3 separate regions of the Homo sapiens genome follow, and all the other regions are linked to region 1. Evidence: chromatin contacts called from ENCODE Hi-C or POLR2A ChIA-PET data. All regions are on one chromosome and are shown on one strand. The core of a region is the stretch at or near the end of the contact, and the rest is flanking DNA. Distances in the headings are between cores, read along the strand shown.

The links. Hi-C counts contacts between places; a loop is a spot of excess contacts on that map. ChIA-PET counts read pairs that join two places held with the same protein, here RNA polymerase II (POLR2A). Pooled maps may share reads with other maps.
Region 2: a map of A673 shows a loop between it and region 1 (12-fold over the local background). The contact joins the promoter of SMPD1 here to the promoter of CYB5R2 in region 1. A Hi-C loop is called at or near these places in 1 of 168 maps with a recorded cell type or tissue (A673) and 2 of 50 pooled maps. POLR2A ChIA-PET finds 5 or more read pairs at or near these places in 1 of 52 experiments (WTC11).
Region 3: a pooled map shows a loop between it and region 1 (4-fold over the local background). The contact joins the promoter of TPP1 here to the promoter of CYB5R2 in region 1. A Hi-C loop is called at or near these places in 6 of 50 pooled maps. POLR2A ChIA-PET finds 5 or more read pairs at or near these places in 2 of 52 experiments (AG04449 and activated CD4-positive, alpha-beta T cell).

What each region holds. Positions count from the first base shown.
Region 1 is chr11:7,671,894-7,674,902 of GRCh38, forward strand. CYB5R2 (cytochrome b5 reductase 2) reads right to left here and starts at 1,607. Exons shown (of 9, transcript NM_016229.5): 1 at 1,526-1,607; 2 at 855-998; 3 at 558-630. The coding sequence starts at 932. RefSeq lists enhancers at 1,220-1,269, 1,290-1,389 and a silencer at 1,910-2,119.
Region 2 is chr11:6,388,715-6,391,723 of GRCh38, forward strand. SMPD1 (sphingomyelin phosphodiesterase 1) reads left to right here and starts at 1,760. Exons shown (of 6, transcript NM_000543.5): 1 at 1,760-2,202; 2 at 2,670-3,009. The coding sequence starts at 1,885. LOC124902624 (a long non-coding RNA gene) reads right to left here and starts at 1,642. Exons shown (of 2, transcript XR_007062573.1): 1 at 1,393-1,642. RefSeq lists a silencer at 1,477-1,976.
Region 3 is chr11:6,618,172-6,621,180 of GRCh38, forward strand. TPP1 (tripeptidyl peptidase 1) reads right to left here and starts at 1,251. Exons shown (of 13, transcript NM_000391.4): 1 at 1,213-1,251; 2 at 1,025-1,096; 3 at 605-744. The coding sequence starts at 1,229. RefSeq lists a silencer at 972-1,021 and an enhancer at 1,572-1,621.

The sequences.
Region 1 (3,009 bases), core at 357-2,856:
TGTGGGTCTGAGGCCCCTGCAGAGAATCTAAGTGACCTTGGGGGCAGGGCACACCTGACTCATTCCTGCCTACCCGCACATTCTGGGCCTTTCCCCGACCACTGGTTCCTCCCATCCCTCCCAGGTGCACAATACTTTGTAGTTTCTGAATTTTCATATCCATCAGTCACTCTACTTTCACAACAACCCAAGTGAGGTAGACAGGCAGGCCTGGGAAATCCCATTTCATAGACTGAGGCTCAGAGAGATTGAAGGACTTCCCTTAAGTTCCCCAGCAAGGAGCCTTCCATGAGATTTTAGGCCTTTTGGCTCTAGGTTCAGTTCTTTTCAATGCTCACTGAGGTACCACTCTCGTGTCAGCCCAATTGGAATAATGAAGAAAAGAAATTTTCTGTCCCACATCCATCCCCCTATCTATCTCCCTGAGCTCACAGGCTCAGGAGGAGCAAGAGGGCATCTTCCACACCTCAGGACGTGGGAAACCTGTGTTTCTGTTAAGAGAGGAGGGCCTAGCCCCCAGAGGCCCCAGTCCTGGTGATGACCCAAGCCCGGCTCACCTACAGGAAGCCCTAAGACATGGTCCGGCGAAGGCAGTCCAAAGCGGAACCTCCGGGTGTTGTGGCTGATTTTCTGATAAAACAAAACATAGGCAGGTTCTGTCAGCTTTCTAGAAGCCTTGCTGGGCAGCTGAGATGCCTGGGAAAGGAGGTCCGTTTGGCGCTATTCCAGCACACACACACACACACACAGGGCGGCGGGGAGTGAACTGGAGGCCATGAGATGACTGTCTGGATGCCCTGCCATCCCAGCCATCATCCACTTACTGCCTTCCACCCACAGGGCTGACCCATTACCTCTTTCTCAATCAAGGGCAGCGGGTACTTGGCTTCAGGGTCCTGTAAGGTGATTGGCTCTCTCCTCCTGGAGTTCATGCTCTTCAGGACCAACACGAGCACAGTGACCCCAGTGACGGTGATGGTCAGGAGCAGGGACGGGTCCTGGCAGACACAATGTGAACAGAGCACCTCAGGTCTTGCCCGCCCTGGACAGGGCAGCTCTCAGGCGCAGAACACCCTCCCCACACCAAAGGCACAGGAGCTGAGCTCTGCCTGCAGGAAATAGGCAAAGAGAACAGTAGTGACACAGAAGGCGGCTGGGAGAGCCTGTCGTGGACCAGAGGGTAGGGAGGGGTCAGCTGCAGGTCACACAGGAAGGATGTTTCAGGCCCCTGGAGCAGGCAGCACACATGGCCTGGGGTGCTCAGGTCACTAGGCCCCTCCTGGCTACAGCCAAAGGTTCATACACTGGAAGTCCCTTCCTTGAGGTGAAGGGGGAGGACATCACCCCTAACACACAATCCGGAATGAGGGGCCCAGTCCCTAAAGACAGAACTAGGGTGCGTAGCTCTAAGAGGTGCCCCGTGACTTAGGGCCTGGGGACTCCCCAACAGTCTCCTGGACAGGGCGAAGGGGGCCTGGGCACTCAACTGCCAGAGACTCGGGAGCCTCCCCGCATCTGTCCCTACCCTACAAGGCCGCCCTGCTCCTCTCCCAACTCAAGCCCGACAGGGAAAGTTGCCTCTCCTCCCGCCGGGTCACTGGAGTCTCAGCCTTCCGGAATCCGAGCCGGCCCGCCCCACTCCCCGCCCTTCGCGGTCCCGCCCACGACCTCTCCCCACGCCTCCCGCTCCGGCCCCCAACCTCCCGGTCGGACGTTCGTTCCCGGCTCTAGCCGGCCTCCGCGCCTCTGGCCTCTTTCCTTCCGGCCGTCCCGACGGAGATATTTCTTCAATACTCCATAAATACACCCCGCCGCGGAACCCACCCGGAGTGAGACGCCCAACACGTCGTCGAACTGGGGTTGGCCGGGGGCCGCTCCCCGCCGCGGGCCCGCAGACTCGTGGCGTCGCCCCGCAGCTCCGCCTGGCCGACGGGGAACCGGCCGAGACCCGGACACGCACGCCCGGGAGGACAAAAGCGCGGGCGGACCCCGCAGGCTGGGACCCCGGCGGCTGGCCCGCTCCCCGAGAAGGGCCGTGGTCGGGGGGCTCTCACTCACGAGCCGCTGGCTCTGGGTCAGCCCTGCCCCCAGGGCAGCGCTCCATCATGAGGCTGGCGGGGCGCTGAGCCGTGGCGTCCTCGCTCCTGCGCTGCCCCTCTGCATCCTGGCCCCTTCCCTGCACACGCAGAGCTGCCACACTGAGCGCCCCTCAGCTTACTTAAGCTCGGCAAGGCTGGAGAAGGCCGTCTGGGTGACCGGGCGGAGGGGGATGCTGGGGAAGGAAGAATTCAGGCAGCTGCAAAGAGCGCGCGAATATATTCATTCGACATACCTCATGGGCGCCTACCCTGGGCCTGGTCCGGGGCGGGTGTTTGCGGGGTGGGGCCGAAGCAGGGGCGTCGCCGAGTTGAAGACGTGTACTCCGAGCGCTCCTGCGTTCATTCATTCGCTGGGTGGAGAGAGGAAGGACAAGAGCCCCGCGCCGATCGGAGGGGAGCAGAATAGTAGGCACAGTTAGAGGGTCTTCACGGTGCGTTTCGGAACCTTGGCTGCCCGGCTCGCCCTTGATTACAGGCAAAGGCAAATTCTTGCCTCAGGACCTGTGTGAAACAGAGAAGCCCAGAAGCAGATCCCCACCTGTTTGACTCTGCTAGGGCTGCTGTAACAAAGTGCCGCAGACTGAGCGGCTTAAACAACAAAAATTTATTGTCTCGCAGGTCTGGGGGCTGGAAGTCCAAAATCAAGGTGTGGGCAGAGTGGGTTCCTTCTGAGGGCTGTGAGGGAAGGATCTGTTCCATGCCTCTCCTAGGTTTGTAGGAGAGGGGCTAGGAGAAGGGGCATCTTCTTCCTATGTCTCCACATTTTCATCCCTCTGTGTGTGTCCCTGTGTCCAAATTTCCCCTTTTATGAAGACACCAGTCATATTCAATTAGGGTCCATCCTAATGACCTTGTTTTAACTTGATTACCTATGTAAAGGCTCTACCTTCAAATAAGGTCATATCCTTAG
Region 2 (3,009 bases), core at 510-3,009, 1.3 Mb before region 1:
CTCATATTTTCAAAGAAAAAAAGATGAATTAGGAGAGGAAATGAATACAAAAGTTGTTCATCAGGAATTCTCATTGTTTACAGAAATAACACTGGTTATACATTGTTTAGCGCTTGGCTATACATTGTTGAACTATAAGGTGTATGGCATTTAATGGCTACTTGGCATAGCAAGTGGTTTCAAGAGATAATTACTTAGCTCAAAGAAGAGTGAGAGTGACTGTTGCTACATTTTAAATGCCTGTCTGGGCCTGATAATTTAAAGGGGCTCATCTTCCTTAGATAAAAAGGTTTTGTTTTGTTTTGTTTTTCATAGTACATAATCTTAAAAATGCATGCTAATTATTACTGTGAGTACTCTATCTGAGATGATGTCCCCAGAACTGGGGGGAAAAAACACTTGTAAAAAATTATCAAAGGAAAGAACTGACAGGACTTGATAGCTCTGAGGATTCCTCAGAAGCACTCGTCAAACAGCTTAGGGTTTAATTGCTATTCTGCCACTTAACTTCTTTGTGCCTCATCCTATCTGTAAAGGAGGGTAATAATAGTATTTGCAGGGACCAAGGGAAACTTTCCCTTCGCCCTCTGAAATTCTGCTGAAAAATCAACCCACAAAAAACAGATTAATTGAAGAAAAGGCATAGAAATTGTATTAATGTGTCCACGGGGAACCACAGAGTGACTACCCACTTCCCAGACGAGTTCAGAAGCTTAGGTGTCATTCAGGCAAAGGGGGTTGTGGGAGTGAGGGGAAGAGGAATTCTGCTGAGGGAGAAGGAATGGATCAGGGAACAGATTAACTAGCACATTATCATGTGAAGGGGTCTGTTCAGGTGTGATTATATTCTTGGTTTTGTAGGGAGGGGAAGAAAAAAACCGTTGTTCCTTTTGATGGGTCTGGACGCTAGGTAACGGCTTTGGGAGAGAGGGCGCGGGAGTAGGAAGGCCAGACACACCTTAAGGCTTAACTTAGTAAGTCAAACCACCATATTTTGGGTATGGATTTCTGAGCCCCAATATAATAGGTACTTCTTAGGGTTGTTGTGAGAATTGAAGATTATTAATTATAAAGTGCCTGGGTTGGTGCTTGGCACATCATAAACAACTCCATAAATGCTCGCTTTTACTGTCGTGGATACACGGAGGTGGGAGACCCAATTGGGTTCCCGCCCATGTTATTGGCCCCCACGGCTATATGGTCTTTACGGCTTCCTAGTCTCTTCACCATCTCTAAGGTTTGTTTCCTCATCTGAATCACAGGTGAGTGATTCTCAGGGTGACTCAAGAGGGCTGGTGCCAGTGGCAGAGCATGGGGAATCGAGGGAAGGCGCCTTCCTGTCAGAGGCAACACACCCAGTGGGAGGATCCTGCCCGCCCTGCTCTCTCCTACCTCCCCTTCCCGGGCTAAACGCTGGGGTCGGTCTGGCAGCTATTCCGGGAATCTGAGCGCGGATTCTGACAAAGGAGACGTCTTCCACCGACCACATCACATGGAGCTCCAAAGCACGAGCACGGCCTCCCGCGGCTGTGACCTCAAGGCGGAGCCCCTGGTGACCTCAGGGAGAGTCCCCACCCCCGCAGCCCGTGCGCCCGGGGCAGGGCGGGGGCAGGGAGAGGGGGCGGAATCGGGGCGGTCCCGGGAGCGCCCCGCCCCCTCCGCCTCCGCAGCGTTGACAGCCGCCCGCCACCGAGAGATCAGCTGTCAGAGATCAGAGGAAGAGGAAGGGGCGGAGCTGCTTTGCGGCCGGCCGCGGAGCAGTCAGCCGACTACAGAGAAGGGTAATCGGGTGTCCCCGGCGCCGCCCGGGGCCCTGAGGGCTGGCTAGGGTCCAGGCCGGGGGGGACGGGACAGACGAACCAGCCCCGTGTAGGAAGCGCGACAATGCCCCGCTACGGAGCGTCACTCCGCCAGAGCTGCCCCAGGTCCGGCCGGGAGCAGGGACAAGACGGGACCGCCGGAGCCCCCGGACTCCTTTGGATGGGCCTGGTGCTGGCGCTGGCGCTGGCGCTGGCGCTGGCGCTGGCTCTGTCTGACTCTCGGGTTCTCTGGGCTCCGGCAGAGGCTCACCCTCTTTCTCCCCAAGGCCATCCTGCCAGGTTACATCGCATAGTGCCCCGGCTCCGAGATGTCTTTGGGTGGGGGAACCTCACCTGCCCAATCTGCAAAGGTCTATTCACCGCCATCAACCTCGGGCTGAAGGTGAGCACTGAAGGGGCTGCAGTGGAGGAGGCCGAAAGGAGTGCTGGGGCTGGGGGCTGGGGCTGATGCTGGTGCGCTGGGCTCAGAATGCATCCCTGATGGAGAGGGTGGCATCTACAATCCATCACTGAGTTTGCTCCCCTTTGGGGACACCCATGGCTACATGCCACCATCACCCCATTGTGACCTTTGTGAAGTAAGAAAATAATGCAGACAGTGCCTGAGGAAGTCAGCTTGCCAAGCAAAGGCCTCATGCCACAGGCCGCTGAGCTAAAGAAGAAGCGATGGCCTGGTGCTGCCTGAGTTACAGGGCAATATCTGGAAGGCAAAGGTGTGCACTGAGCTTGGTGCACTGAGTCCTGCCCAGCCCCAGTTTGGAAATGGAGGCCCAAGGGGTGGTGGCCAGGGGTTGGCCTGGTTCCTCTGCTCTGCCTCTGATTTCTCACCATGCGCTCCTCCCACTGCAGAAGGAACCCAATGTGGCTCGCGTGGGCTCCGTGGCCATCAAGCTGTGCAATCTGCTGAAGATAGCACCACCTGCCGTGTGCCAATCCATTGTCCACCTCTTTGAGGATGACATGGTGGAGGTGTGGAGACGCTCAGTGCTGAGCCCATCTGAGGCCTGTGGCCTGCTCCTGGGCTCCACCTGTGGGCACTGGGACATTTTCTCATCTTGGAACATCTCTTTGCCTACTGTGCCGAAGCCGCCCCCCAAACCCCCTAGCCCCCCAGCCCCAGGTGCCCCTGTCAGCCGCATCCTCTTCCTCACTGACCTGCACTGGGATCATGACTACCTGGAGGGCACGG
Region 3 (3,009 bases), core at 1-2,500, 1.1 Mb before region 1:
ACACGATGGTGAGTCACTGTTTCCTGCCATGCACACTAGTGTCACACTGCCCCGTCCCCAGCCTCTGCAGTTCACAAGCACACACTCCCCCTGCTGTGAAGGGCTTTAACCAGGAGAAGGAACCAATCCATTTTGACTGTTGGAGAGACTGTTTTGAAGCAGAGTGGGGGAGTACAGTGAGGGGTGGGGTGGAGGGAGGAGACTGCAGATCAGCTGGGGAGCTGGGCAGTAGTCCAGGAGTGGGAATAAATAACGGAGTTGGTCGTAACAAAAGACGGCAAGAAGGAGATTAATCCAAAGGCTCTTTGGGAGTTAGAACTGGCAGCCTTAGTATGTGAACAAAAGAGGAAATTAGAATGGATTTGAGGGTAGGGGAAGGAACGTAAGTTGTACTAGATGCCTGGTAGCTAGTAAGTAGCAGAGTCAGAATTTGAGTTCGTATTTGATCATAAAGCCTGTATACTGAACCACATCCCCTTTTAGGTTTCTAGCCTGAGGAACACAAGTGTCTTGGCAGGCTCTGACATGATCGCCATCCCATGCCCAACCCAGCCCTGTGTCCCTCCACCGCATCCCACATCCTGTCCTCAGTCCCAAAAGGCACCGTATTGAGGAGAGCTGGGATCCGACACAGCCTGCACCAGCTCCGAGAGTCTTTCCACATTCTGCTGTCTCAGGGCAAAGGTGAGACTCAGCTCTTCCTCAGGGTCCGCACGGCCCAGGGACACCCAGCCTGGGGGCAGCCTGTAGGGTCAGGGGTCAGGGACATGGCTTTGGTTAGGGTGGAGATGGAAAATATTGGTCATGGAAGGTTCCAGATTAGGAGCTGAGACCTTGGGGAGGATCCTAGGAGCAGATACAGATCACATGAGGTGAATGATAGGGGACTGAGGCTAGGAACATAGAGATGAAGCTATGGAGTGCGTACTAGGAGCTGGCACGGGGGTGAGAGAAGCTAGGACCAGGACAGTGGGAGGCAGAACAGGGTATGGGGAAGGGGGCAGTCTGTGCTAAGTCAACTCACGTCCTCCGCTGGTCGGGCTCCGGGCTGTAACTGCATTTGCCAGAGAGGATGAGGGCAAAGAGCCCTAGGAGGCTGTAGGGGCAGCAGGTGGGTTTCAGTGGGAGCTACGTTGTCCTTGTGTTCCCACCCTCCCAATGTGTGCTCCCTCCAACGTGATCCCTTTCTCCCGAGCCCTCTCAATTTCTCACCAGGCTTGGAGTCCCATTCTGCCCTTCCGCGGATCTGCTGTCATGTGACGGATCACATGAGCTCTATATTCCACCACCACTACCCCTCTGCCTAGTAACTAGTGACGGTACTGGCTCCTCCCTTGCATGGGTGGTCCCAAATGCTAGGCAAGGGTGGGGCCGCCACCCGGATTCTCCCCTCTGGCCAGTCAAGCACTGAGTAAGCCCAGGGCTCCCCACCTGCGTCCTGAGCCTGGTCCCCTGGGAATCACCACAAGTGAGTGGGCTGTAGAGACCCACAGACTGGGGTTCTTCCTAGCTGTATGACATCAGCAAAATAACCTCTCAGAGCCTAGGTTTCTGCATTTACAATATGGAGACTTATATAAAAGTGATCTGCCTCGAAAGATTGCAGTGAAAAAATTTTTTTCCTCTTTTATCCTTTATGTCCCCATATTATCAATTTTGTCTTCATTTTACGACTACATTTATGAACAGAGTAAAGCTTTTGCAAGACCAGGATCCTTTTATTCAAATCAGTTTCCAGTTTTAAGTAGCTTCCCAGGAGATCTACAATCAGCTGGGGTCCTGTTTATTATGGGTTCCCAAGGTTTTCAAGGAAATCAACTTTGTTCTAAGGGCCATGGAGGAATCTTGCATCTTGTTTAGTGGGCTCAGGTGGATAAAATGGAAACGGACCTTTGCTTCTTCTAATGGTAACTCAAAGCCCACAAGGAGGTCTGAGTTTACTACTTCCAACTGGGGTCATTACAAGAGGATTTTCAATGAGAGTTAAAACCCTGAGGATTCAATTCCCTTCCAGTCTTCCTTTTTTTCCCCCCAAAAATCCATATGGAAGATGGTGTCAGCAGTGTCATTTTAACTTCCAAAACCATTAATCCAATACTCATGTGAAATCCCTTGTTCTGACCTCAATACTTTTTAGATAGATCCCTCTACTCCTGCTGTTGTCCTACAGGCCACTGGCTTCCATTAACCTATAGATTATATTCCCACACTGAAGATTATGGCACTTCACCTTTCTGTCCATCCCAACTCCTGCGATCATTTGACCTAGATGATCAAAATATCTAGGTAAAAGACCCATTCAACACCCTAACCTTCCATTTCTTCATCTCATTAAACCCAGTGAGCATTACCTTCACTTCACTTAAGCAAACCAGTCCCATGGCTGCATTGGGCTTGCTATCTCTCAAAACTGCTCTACCTTTGAAATTATAATTATAGAATGCTTTCTTAGACTATAACCTTCTGTTTTTTCAAGCCATTGTTTTTCCTCACTCCTATTAATCTGACTTCTCTCTGTCCATTGATCCCTCCAGTTTCCCACTAAGCGTGGATCCTAGAGCTGTATTTACTAGCATCATGCTCAGAAACATTTCCCTTTGACCACAACTTTTTTTTTTTTTTCTAATTTCCTCAATCTCATGAACTTCTCAAACACTGGCCAATTGCCTTTCCCTCACAGCCTGGCTCCCCAAAGAACAGGCAACACCAGTGGTTCCCAAATCCCTTTGTATGACTGTGAAAATTTACACTGAGATTAAGCAAGGCAGCCACCTGCAGAGAGCCTGACATGACAAAGGCTCAACAAATTGAGCTCTTTTTACAATGTGGATTTTTAGTGGCCCCCAAGAAGAACAAATAAACCACTTGACTGCTCTTGTACCCACCCCAACTTATTTTAAGAACTTCGGGCCCAGAGCTGCTCATCCCCAAGATCCCCTCTCCCACCCAACTGATCCCTCTCAAGGCCCTGCTGGCCTCTTTGCCCATATTAGAGGGAAAAGAATAGCT